Linked DNA regions of Homo sapiens: region 2 is linked to region 1. Evidence: chromatin contacts called from ENCODE Hi-C data. All regions are on one chromosome and are shown on one strand. The core of a region is the stretch at or near the end of the contact, and the rest is flanking DNA. Distances in the headings are between cores, read along the strand shown. Region 1 holds the start of MBNL3 (muscleblind like splicing regulator 3). Region 2 holds the start of MIR106AHG (miR-106a-363 cluster host gene).

The links. Hi-C counts contacts between places; a loop is a spot of excess contacts on that map. Pooled maps may share reads with other maps.
Region 2: a map with no recorded cell type shows a loop between it and region 1 (7-fold over the local background). The contact joins the promoter of MIR106AHG here to the promoter of MBNL3 in region 1. A Hi-C loop is called at or near these places in 5 of 37 single-sample maps with no recorded cell type and 11 of 50 pooled maps.

What each region holds. Positions count from the first base shown.
Region 1 is chrX:132,486,262-132,490,908 of GRCh38, reverse strand. It overlaps MBNL3 (muscleblind like splicing regulator 3), which reads left to right and starts at 1,871. Exons shown (of 9, transcript NM_001386889.1): 1 at 1,871-2,058. RefSeq lists a silencer at 1,023-1,592.
Region 2 is chrX:134,171,231-134,175,877 of GRCh38, reverse strand. It overlaps MIR106AHG (miR-106a-363 cluster host gene), which reads left to right and starts at 1,790. Exons shown (of 2, transcript XR_007068340.1): 1 at 1,790-4,209. RefSeq lists a silencer at 665-959 and an enhancer at 2,918-3,725.

The sequences.
Region 1 (4,647 bases), core at 622-3,121:
TTCAACCTAACTGCTGCTTAAATATCTCCTGCAATGTTTTGCACTTTGTGCAGAGCATGTAGAACTCTGTCTCTGGGTGAAGTAGCTGATTACAGGAAAGCAGCCATGAATTGCTATGAGCTTGTCACTGACGATCCTGCATATGTGTGCGTTATCAACTACAATTGTCTTCGTAAAATTAAATAAAAGCACGCATTTATTATTGTGGGGCTCCAATTAAGGGACAGCTGGTGCTCCTATTACACTTGCATTAAATCGAAACTTGTAATTTCCCTGTGCAGATGCACACTTTTTAATCAAGATATAAAATTGCATTTGCTTTGTCCATTTTCCAAAGTATCTGGAACCTTACCTCAGGGTTCCTCTTATCCTGCAAACTCCGTGGAAGAAGGGGAACAGATTGCACTGATCAGCATTTCCCTGTCTGAAATTCTTAGAGGGAAATAAACGATTGGGGCATTTATGAAAGATAAAACCCCCAAGAAGGCAGCTGGTGAGTATGAATGTATTTATTTAGCCTGTAGCGAGTGGACTTATTCATCGACTAAGATCAATTTTGAAAGGACCCATTTCGCCTCACCTGTCTGGGAAGTGTCTATGAGCGTCCCGCTGTGAACCACACTGCCTTTCTCACTGGCACTTCAGTTCCTGAAGAGCCAGAAACTTTGCACCCCTACCCCAACCCCGCCTCTGGGGATGTGTGCCTGCTTCGTTTGTTTTCGCTTTTGTAAAATCTGAGCGTTATGATTTGTCCCCCTTTCCCTTCCTAATGAAATGACAAAGGGTCTGTGCAGCGGGGGCTGGGCTGCTGGGTTTGGGGGCGAGGCGCCACACCCCCTGAGAATAAAGCCCGCGCTGCGCTCTCGGAGAACCAGGCACGAGTGAGCGAACCACACAAAGAATATATTTCGCGACGAAACAGCGCCCTACAGGAAGAAAGTGCCCGCACTCCGAGCGTGAGCCGCAGCGCGACTTTTTGGCGCTCTTTGGGAGCAGTGAGAGAGAGGCGGAGGCCAGAGAGTCCGGGGTGGGCGCGGGAGCCGGGGCGGCCCTTGGCCGCATTCCCGCCCGTCCCGCAGCGGCGCGCGGAGCCAGGTGAGGTTGGCGGCGGCGCCGCGCTACCTGGCCGGGCGGGGCGGGGCCGGGCGGCCGCGTGCGCCGCTTCCGAGTCCGGCGCTCCGGATGCCCGCCCGCGCTCCGCTGGCCCGCGGAGTTTCGCGGGAGTTTCCGTTTTGGCGCCTAAAGCCCCTCGCTGGCGCCGTTTCCCTCCGCGTGCCGCGTCTGTCCGGCGCGGGACGCACGGAGGCGCGGCCCCAGCCCGGGCTGCCTGGGGTCGGCGGGGCTGCGCGAGGGGACGTCTGGCGTCCGGCGGAGGGCACTGGCCCGGGAGGAGGGCACGCCTTTGGCAAAGGCCGGGCGGGGTTGGGACCGGGGTTGCTATGGTAGCTGCGAGCCCGGGCGGGAGCCCCACGCCCGGCCTCCGCGAGGGAGCTGGGGCGCTCCGAGGTGTGCTCCGAGTGGACTGAACCAAGAGCCTGGGAGGAGCGGGTAGGGCCGGCCCGTGGCCTTGTCCCCTCCTCCCACAGCCCGCCGGCCGGCCCCGGGAAGGGGCCTCGAGGAGCCCAGAAAAGAAAGTATTCTGGCCCCTGGAACCGAAAGGAGTCTTGCAAAAAGCACGAAGGGGTCAAGGGGGCCGAAGGGAGAGGGGGAACCGTCGCCTCCGTCCGAGAGTCAGCGTGCGCGTGTCTGTAGACTTGACATTTTATACCCCAGAGCGGCCGACTTGGAGCCGGGTTGCAAGTCCCAGCCCTGAAGTTCTGGAGGTGGGGCGGGCTTTAATTTGCTTATATCTAATGATTTCAGGAACCTCGCTTTAAAATGGCGGCATTCAGTATGCACCCCTGCTAAAGGCTCTCCCGGCACCGGGGCCACCTCGCGCAGCGCTGCTTTTGCTTCTGCCGCTAACAGATGGCATGTGCCGCTGTCGCTGCCGCTGCCCCTGCTGCTGCCGCTGAGAGCAGGGCCCCTTAGCCTCTGGGTTTGCGCTAGCAGCGTAAGGTAAGGCTGGAGATGAATTGGGATTTGTAAGAGAGGCTGCCTTCCTCGGACGCCGAGGAAATAATGCCTTTTAAACTTCATTTTACAAAATAGCAAATAGGAGGAAAAGTCATCCTGCAACTTTGTTGCGATTTTAGAGCTTTGATCATTTTCCTCCTCCTTTCCTCCTCCTCCTTTTTCTTCTTCCTTCTCTTCCTCCTCTTCTCTTCCTCCTCCCCTTCCTTCCTTCTTTCTTTTTTTCTACTTTCTTCTTTTTAATTTAAAGGAACTTCTTGCATGGCATATAATCAGCAAATGCTTTTTAACAACGAATTTCCCCATTTTCACGCGATATCGTGAGCAGTGCCACAGCTTCCTTGCAGAACCTTGTCTCTTCCTGCCCTGAGTCAACACGTTTGGGCAGCTCGCTTTTACTACTGGGGTTTGAAGGGCATGAGAGTAGATTTTAGGAGACTATTAAAAAGGGAACTTTAGTTTTTAACACTCACACAATAAGCTTTTATGGTAAGAAAACGAAATTAAACCCAGACGAGTAATGAAAGTTGACATTTAAGTGATTCTTTGTTGTGGTTTCATAATTAGGGTAATAGACCTACTGTGTGTTTTTCTGAGCACTCTTAGATAGCTAGCTAGCTAGCTAGCTAGCTAGATGATAGATAAAACAGATAAATTAATTGTGGCTCTAATTAAAGTAATATGTTTTAAAGGAGTTATTTTCTCCTAGATGTTCTTACATCGTTTGTAAATTGAGCTGGGATCCCCACAGCCTCTCCGTATTTGTGGGTAGACTTCATGGGAAAGAATCAATTAAAACAAAACTTGCAAGATTTAATTTTGAAGTGATTGGTACTTTTTTTATTAAGCGGACTCCCTGCTTTAGTGAATAAACGTTTGGGTGATTACTGATATAATGTTTGGAAAACAGATTGTTGGTATGTGGGAATGACTAAACATCCATGCTTGATACAATTTATCTGAATTTTGTTTTGTTTTGTTTCCCCCTCCAGTGAAAGGTAAATAGACAATGAGGCTTATCAGACACCTTGGATTTTTCCTGATTATATTTCCATCTTCTCCTTGGCCCATGAAAATCTAATCCTGAATGTTTAACTACTTTTTAAAATAATTTTTAACTTTTTTCTAATGTGCGATACTTTTGGGGGATGCTTTCATATTTACCAACACTTCTTCAAATATAGACTAAAATGGGCTTCTGCCCACAGCTCAGCTGATAATATTCTATCGCTGTTCACTCCTTCTCCCAAAGCAGTAGAAACTACTTGGTTGGCAGACGCTCTGCTACTAAATTTAGCAAGTGTGTGGAAAGGGAGAAAAATATTGTTTTGCCCTTATTAAAGCATGGTGCAGTTTTCTGCCCAGGTGCTGTAGTCTACCTAGAAACAAACAACCAAACTGTTTACAATGGAATTACTATACAACAAATTTTCAGCAGTTTTTCATATTATTCTTGAAAGAAGTATGTGGGGCAATTCATTGCTTCATGTCTAAAATGAGAGTTCCTGCAGGTAGAGCAATAAACACTTGCATTTTGGTAAAGGGAGGATGAGAAAAAGCAACTTCTCCCATTTTTAGTGATTATGGACTTAGATCCCAGTTCAGTACTGTTTGCTTCCGGATGTGCTACCTTGCTGCTAAAAGACTTCGGACCAAATGCATCCTTAAAAAAAAAGAAAAAAAGAAAGAAAGAAAAGTGAAAATACTAAACCTTGAGGCCAGAATAGACAAGCTAAACTGGTGTCAGAGAAATTAGGAAATTTTGCCAGTTAACATTCTGCTGCCTCATACAGTGATGAGATTGGAGACCTTATATGAAAACATAAGTGAAGGAGTTTGTAAAAAAAAAATGTTTTGAGAGATAATTGATATAGTGCTGGGCTAGAGGTGGTGACTGCATGTTTTGCTCTACTTCTAAGAGCTACTTCATTTCTCTAATTTCCTTTGCTACTTTAAGCAATCGTAATGACTCCCAGGACTATTATAAAGTACCTTTTTTTTCCTCAACTGTCCACTTCAGGCATTTCACAACAGCTGCTTTTTATGATTATGAGCTGGTAGCAAAGGACCTTTGGTATTCTCTTGCACCACCCTCTACCTAGATAATGCTTTGCACAAACTAGGTGCTTAATAAATGTTACATTAAAAAGAAGAATAGCTTATAAACTCACAGTGGAATAGATTTTGGGTACAGCTTTTAATTTAAACGGAAGGCATTTTTATGCACTCACAAGAACCTAAACATTCAAAGAAGAGTAGAATGTACATTCCCCTAGTTGTCTGCATTGTATTTGCTTCTAAAGGGTTCTCTTGCCTCTCATTGTACTTCCAGGCACTTGTATACTTCATGCTTTTGACCAGTAGGTGTATTATTATCTCTCCAGCTTCACTGTGATACTTCCCAGTATCACAGCAGCTTGGGAATAAAAAAGGTTTTGTCTTTTGAGTGATTGTATAGTACCACACATGCTGGAACAGTGACAGTCTCTTGACTGTTGTGCAGATGTTGACAGTATAGTTTAGTACAGTTTTGTTCTCCACCCAGCTGCCTTTATGTGTGAGGGACGAGGGGAG
Region 2 (4,647 bases), core at 541-3,040, 1.7 Mb before region 1:
ACACACAAATGTAGCAAAACACATATTTCAGTGGGACACTAAACTTCTCATCCTGGGCAAAACCAGAGTGTAACAGACCTTAATTGCAAGTGTAGTTCAAAAATGTAGAGTAGTAAATACACATAGAACAAAAGCTCTATTCTAGTTGTGTGAGGAACATAATACTCTTAAATTACTTTCTGGTTTCCATGGGGACCTTTTTGTTCTAAGATACCAATCATTAGGTTTAACAAAGCCACTTAATATTATTTCTAAATCAAGTAACATGATTTCTCAACTGGGTAAAATGTCAATTTTATTCTTAAAGGTGTTCAAATCCAAACTACTTGAGATTGCTGCTTTATATGGCATAATTAAATCTAGAGGTCAATACAGAAGAATCCCTTCACCCCTTTTCAAGGCAGAGGAAAGCTCAAAGTGGGTCTATTTTGAGGGGAATATTTTGCTGGGCATTCACCGTTTTTCTTTGAATCCATCATAAACTCAAAATAGTGTCAAGAATTTAAAGTTGTGATGAGAATCCTTAGGCTCACGAAAGATAACAAGTTCTCCCTCCCTTTGGCCAGTTTCCATACCTTTCTTACACATTCTGACAGAACATCTGGGCTTTCGTGTAGGCATGTATTCTATATCATATTTACATACATGCGTATATACGCACACCGGCCAGTCTGTTTGGTCATAAATGATGTGACTGGGGGATAGGAGTTGTGGCTCCTTTATTTTGCAGAATGCCTAAGTATTGTTTGTCTCACAATACTGGGAGCGAGCAGGAGCCCGGTGGGAGCCTGGAGCCTTAAGCCCTGGGCTGTGGTCTGGGGGAGGGGACGGGGTTGCGGGGTCACAAGCTCTTTGCTTTTAGCCTCAGCATGACCACAAGTTTTAAAGCATGAAGGGATCACGTGCTTTTCTTTGAGCTGTTAGTTATTCTGACTTTTGGGGGGGGTGTGTGTGAAATGCTTTGTTCTTTAGATTTTTTTGATTCTCTAGGTATTTTGGCCGATGATTAAATTTTTTTTCCAAAAGAAAGAGACAAAAATAAATCATTTGGTGTATCAAAATGTCCTAGTTTCTCATAACCTATATCTTGTACTTAGTTAGTTTTACCTTGTGCTAGACAGGTACTGAGATGGAATAAATTATTTTCGCCAGTTGGGAACTTGATCCAGACATTCTATATGTTGCAAACCCTTAAAAAAAATTAAGAACAAGAAAATATCCTGGTAAAGCAATCTCAAAATACCTTATTCCGGGTATTGTTCTAGCTTTAAAGGGAAGGAGGACTGGGAGGAGGGGTGGGAGATGGGGGGTGGCGAATAGGAAGACTGGGAGGATGTCTTGTTTAATGAACTGCTAAAACTTTTGGAAAATTTTAAGCTAGTGAAGTCCCTCAACACGGTATTTCCATTTGAAAACCTTTACTTAAATATGTCACTCTTGGGGAGTTACTTCTACTTGTTCCCTTTAATAGGATGATTTCATCTTTTCCAACCTTCTTCTGTCTCTCCAACCAAGACACATAGACTCCGAATACCAAATAAAGACTTTTGAAGATAATGAGATTTATTTGGGAACATTTTCCAAAATCAGGGTAATGGGTTTTTTTGTTCTGATGTTGAAGAGGATGAGGATATGTTTACTCATTGACCCGGGAGCTCTGGCTGCAGCTGTAGGACACAATTAATTATGCTAATAGTTTGTGAGGAGCGGATGTAGCTCCCCCAACCCCCCTTTTTTCGAGGGGAGGGGAGTTTGGCAAAAGGGGAAGGAGACGCCCTGGGGTCGGATCACATGATATTATCTTCGCGCCACTTTCGCAAAAACCCTTTTTTTTACTCCAGGTTTTGCTCCAGCTCAAAGGTACTGTTCTTATCTTGCTTTAATACAACGCTTCTTAAAGTCGGGTCTAAGTTCTCTTCCCTCCCCCTCCTCTTCTTTCCACTGCTAGTCGTTACCATTAAAGGTCGAAAGTTGCATTGCAGTCGGTGCAATCTCACAGGAGGGATCTGGTTGGGTAGTAAACTTCGGGCTGCGTAGTTTCCAGAAAGTATCACGCAGACGTGCCAGGGTAGGCTGCAAGGTCTGTTGCATGAAAAAGGGGAGGAAGCCCACCTGTGCGAGTGACTCGCGTTGGAGAAATGATTGTGGTTTTCGTTGCATCCACCGCTGACTCCTGAGGGGCGCTGGCAGTTCAGGTTGGACTCTTTCGCGGGCCAGGGGCGGGAGAGGCCAGTCTTTTGTAATGTTTGCCTGAGCTACTACTGTGCACCAGTGCACCAGGTTGAGAATCACATGGCGCCCTTGTCCTCTTCTGGGCTTTGGGCTGCCACAATCACCCTGGTAACAATGGTGGAAAGGGAGGGGTCCGGCTTCATTTTGCACCCCTTCCCTCCTTCCTTGCCCCCCGCTTGCCTTCCAGGGCTTTCCTCCTCCGACCCAGCGTGCTCACTGGTCTCTGATTTGTAACCTCGTACCCTGCACACCCCCGCCCACCCCCCCAACCCCCGCACGCTCCCCAAATCCCATCTTGCGCCTGTGTCCGCCAGGGACGCGGAGAAGGTATATAGCCCGGTTGTCTCTCATTTTGCCCGGTGTTCAAAGTCTGGTATGCTTAATTCCATTTTGATTGTGCGTCTTAAACTAAGACATCATTTTATTCTACAGAGCGCTGTCGGGCTTTGGCCTTGAAGCAGCCCGCCCTCAATTGGTTCTCATTAGCGGTGGAATGAGAGGAGAAAGCAAGATAATTGCACCGTATCTTCCGCACATTTGCGCGTGTATTCGGTGGCTGCTACCGTTAACGATACCTGCCAAGAAACCCTGATTTAGTGGGTGAAGAGGGCGCCTGGCAAGGGCGAAAGCCTCCCAACAGTAGCACAAGGTGCTAGGGGTTAAAACTTTCACATGTGCAGAGAGTAAGTCGTGTTTCTATTTCTTCCCTCCTCGGGCCTTAGGAACACTTTCAATCTAGCGGCGAGGTGGCGCGCATGCGCGCGCCGGGTGGGGGACACCCCTGTCCCACGGCTCCGTGGGCCTCGTCGTCTGTCTCCGGTGGGGGGCTGAGGCGAGCGCCGCGGGAGCGAGATGGGACAAGGTGGTAGTGAGTGCGCCATCCTGGCCCGGATGCCGGTGGCACCCGCACCGGCTCCGGCCACGGCCTCTGCCTGGGCCGCTGTCCCAGGCGCGCCTTTAATTAAGGACTCCAGCTTGGGGGAAGAGAGAAGGGAAAATGCCGACTGCGGTCCGCCCGTGGGTAACTGGGGCTCGGTGGGGTTTTCGCTTTGGCGGGGTGGGGGTTCCGTTTCCTAATTCCTGTGCGGGCCGGGTGGGCGGGGGCGGGCTTTTTTCCTTGGGCTATTAAAGGCAGAGGGGCGGGCTTTTCCCAGGGATATAGCTACGGACAGAGGGCCAAGGGGACGGAGCGCTCCTCAAGTGGTGGCAGGGAGGCTCGTGGCCCCGCGTCGCTCTGGACAGGGGCGCTTTGGGGTGAGATGTGCGCTCGCGGCCTTGATCCATTTAGTGGACGCTTTTTCTCACTTCTCTTCCCCTTCTGGCTCCGCGGGAGACTGCGCTCGCACCCGGCCCCGGAGCGCTCGAGCTGCGCGCTGGGACACTGGGTATACGTGTGGAGGGGACACCCGGAGAGGGCGGCCCGTGCGGGATCCCCGCGCTCTCCACCTGCGAGGGGCGGGCCGGAGCTGGGTCCCGCGCGCGGTTTCCCGAGCGGGTGGCTGGGCAAGAAGGGAGCCCTTCGTTGGGGCAGCTGTGATCCGGTAGAGTTGACTGGTTGGGTGGGAGGGGACGGAGCGGGCGGGACTTGAGAAAAGCAAAGTACCAGAGTGCGGTTGAGGGGTAGCGGGCAGCGCGCGGGAAACGACTCCCCTTTTCTTCTCCACCGTTGACCTTTAGGTTCCTGGAAAACTTTGGTGGTGAGGGTGTGAAATGAGGGGGTGCACGTGGAGGGAAAAAAGGGACTCCCCTCCCTCTTGGCTTCTATCCCACCAACCCGGGAATGGAGGGGGAGGGAGGCGTGGGCTTGGCGCGTTTTTGGTGCTTTGAATGGAGAACTCCGTTTCCCATGATGCTTTGTTTCTTTCTCTTTAATTTCGGCGGCGGCTGAGGCTGCACGAGGACTGGAGCGCGTGGTGTGAGCAGCTGGAGCACACCCTGGACGCGCGGGCTGCTCGCGGACTTCAACGGGAGCATTAGGTAAGGGTGTGAGAGACGCGGGAAGAGGCAAAAGGGAGCCACAAAGGCGTACAGGGAAGGACTTCTTTCTTTCTTTTCCTTATTATTATTATTATTATTTGCAATTTAAGGGGATTGGAGAGTGACTGCCCAGCGTGCGCGAGGGATGCCAGATGAACCGCTAATTAGCAAAAGGTAGTAACTAGAAGGGCGCCCTGTCTGATGGCTGTGGGGCTCAGTTTGGCCAGGTTGGGTTGGCAAATACTATGCATTTTGAGTCAAGTTTGGAGTATTTTTTTTTTAATGGAAAAGAAATCTTCACAGGTGTAGAAACCCAATTTAAGGGGAAAAATGTTATTTTTCTCATTTCTATACTAAATCCATTCTTCCCTAATAGAAAATTGATTCCAGATTGATGTATAAGTTTTATAAATCAGTTTAGTTTGTAAAGACTTCTAA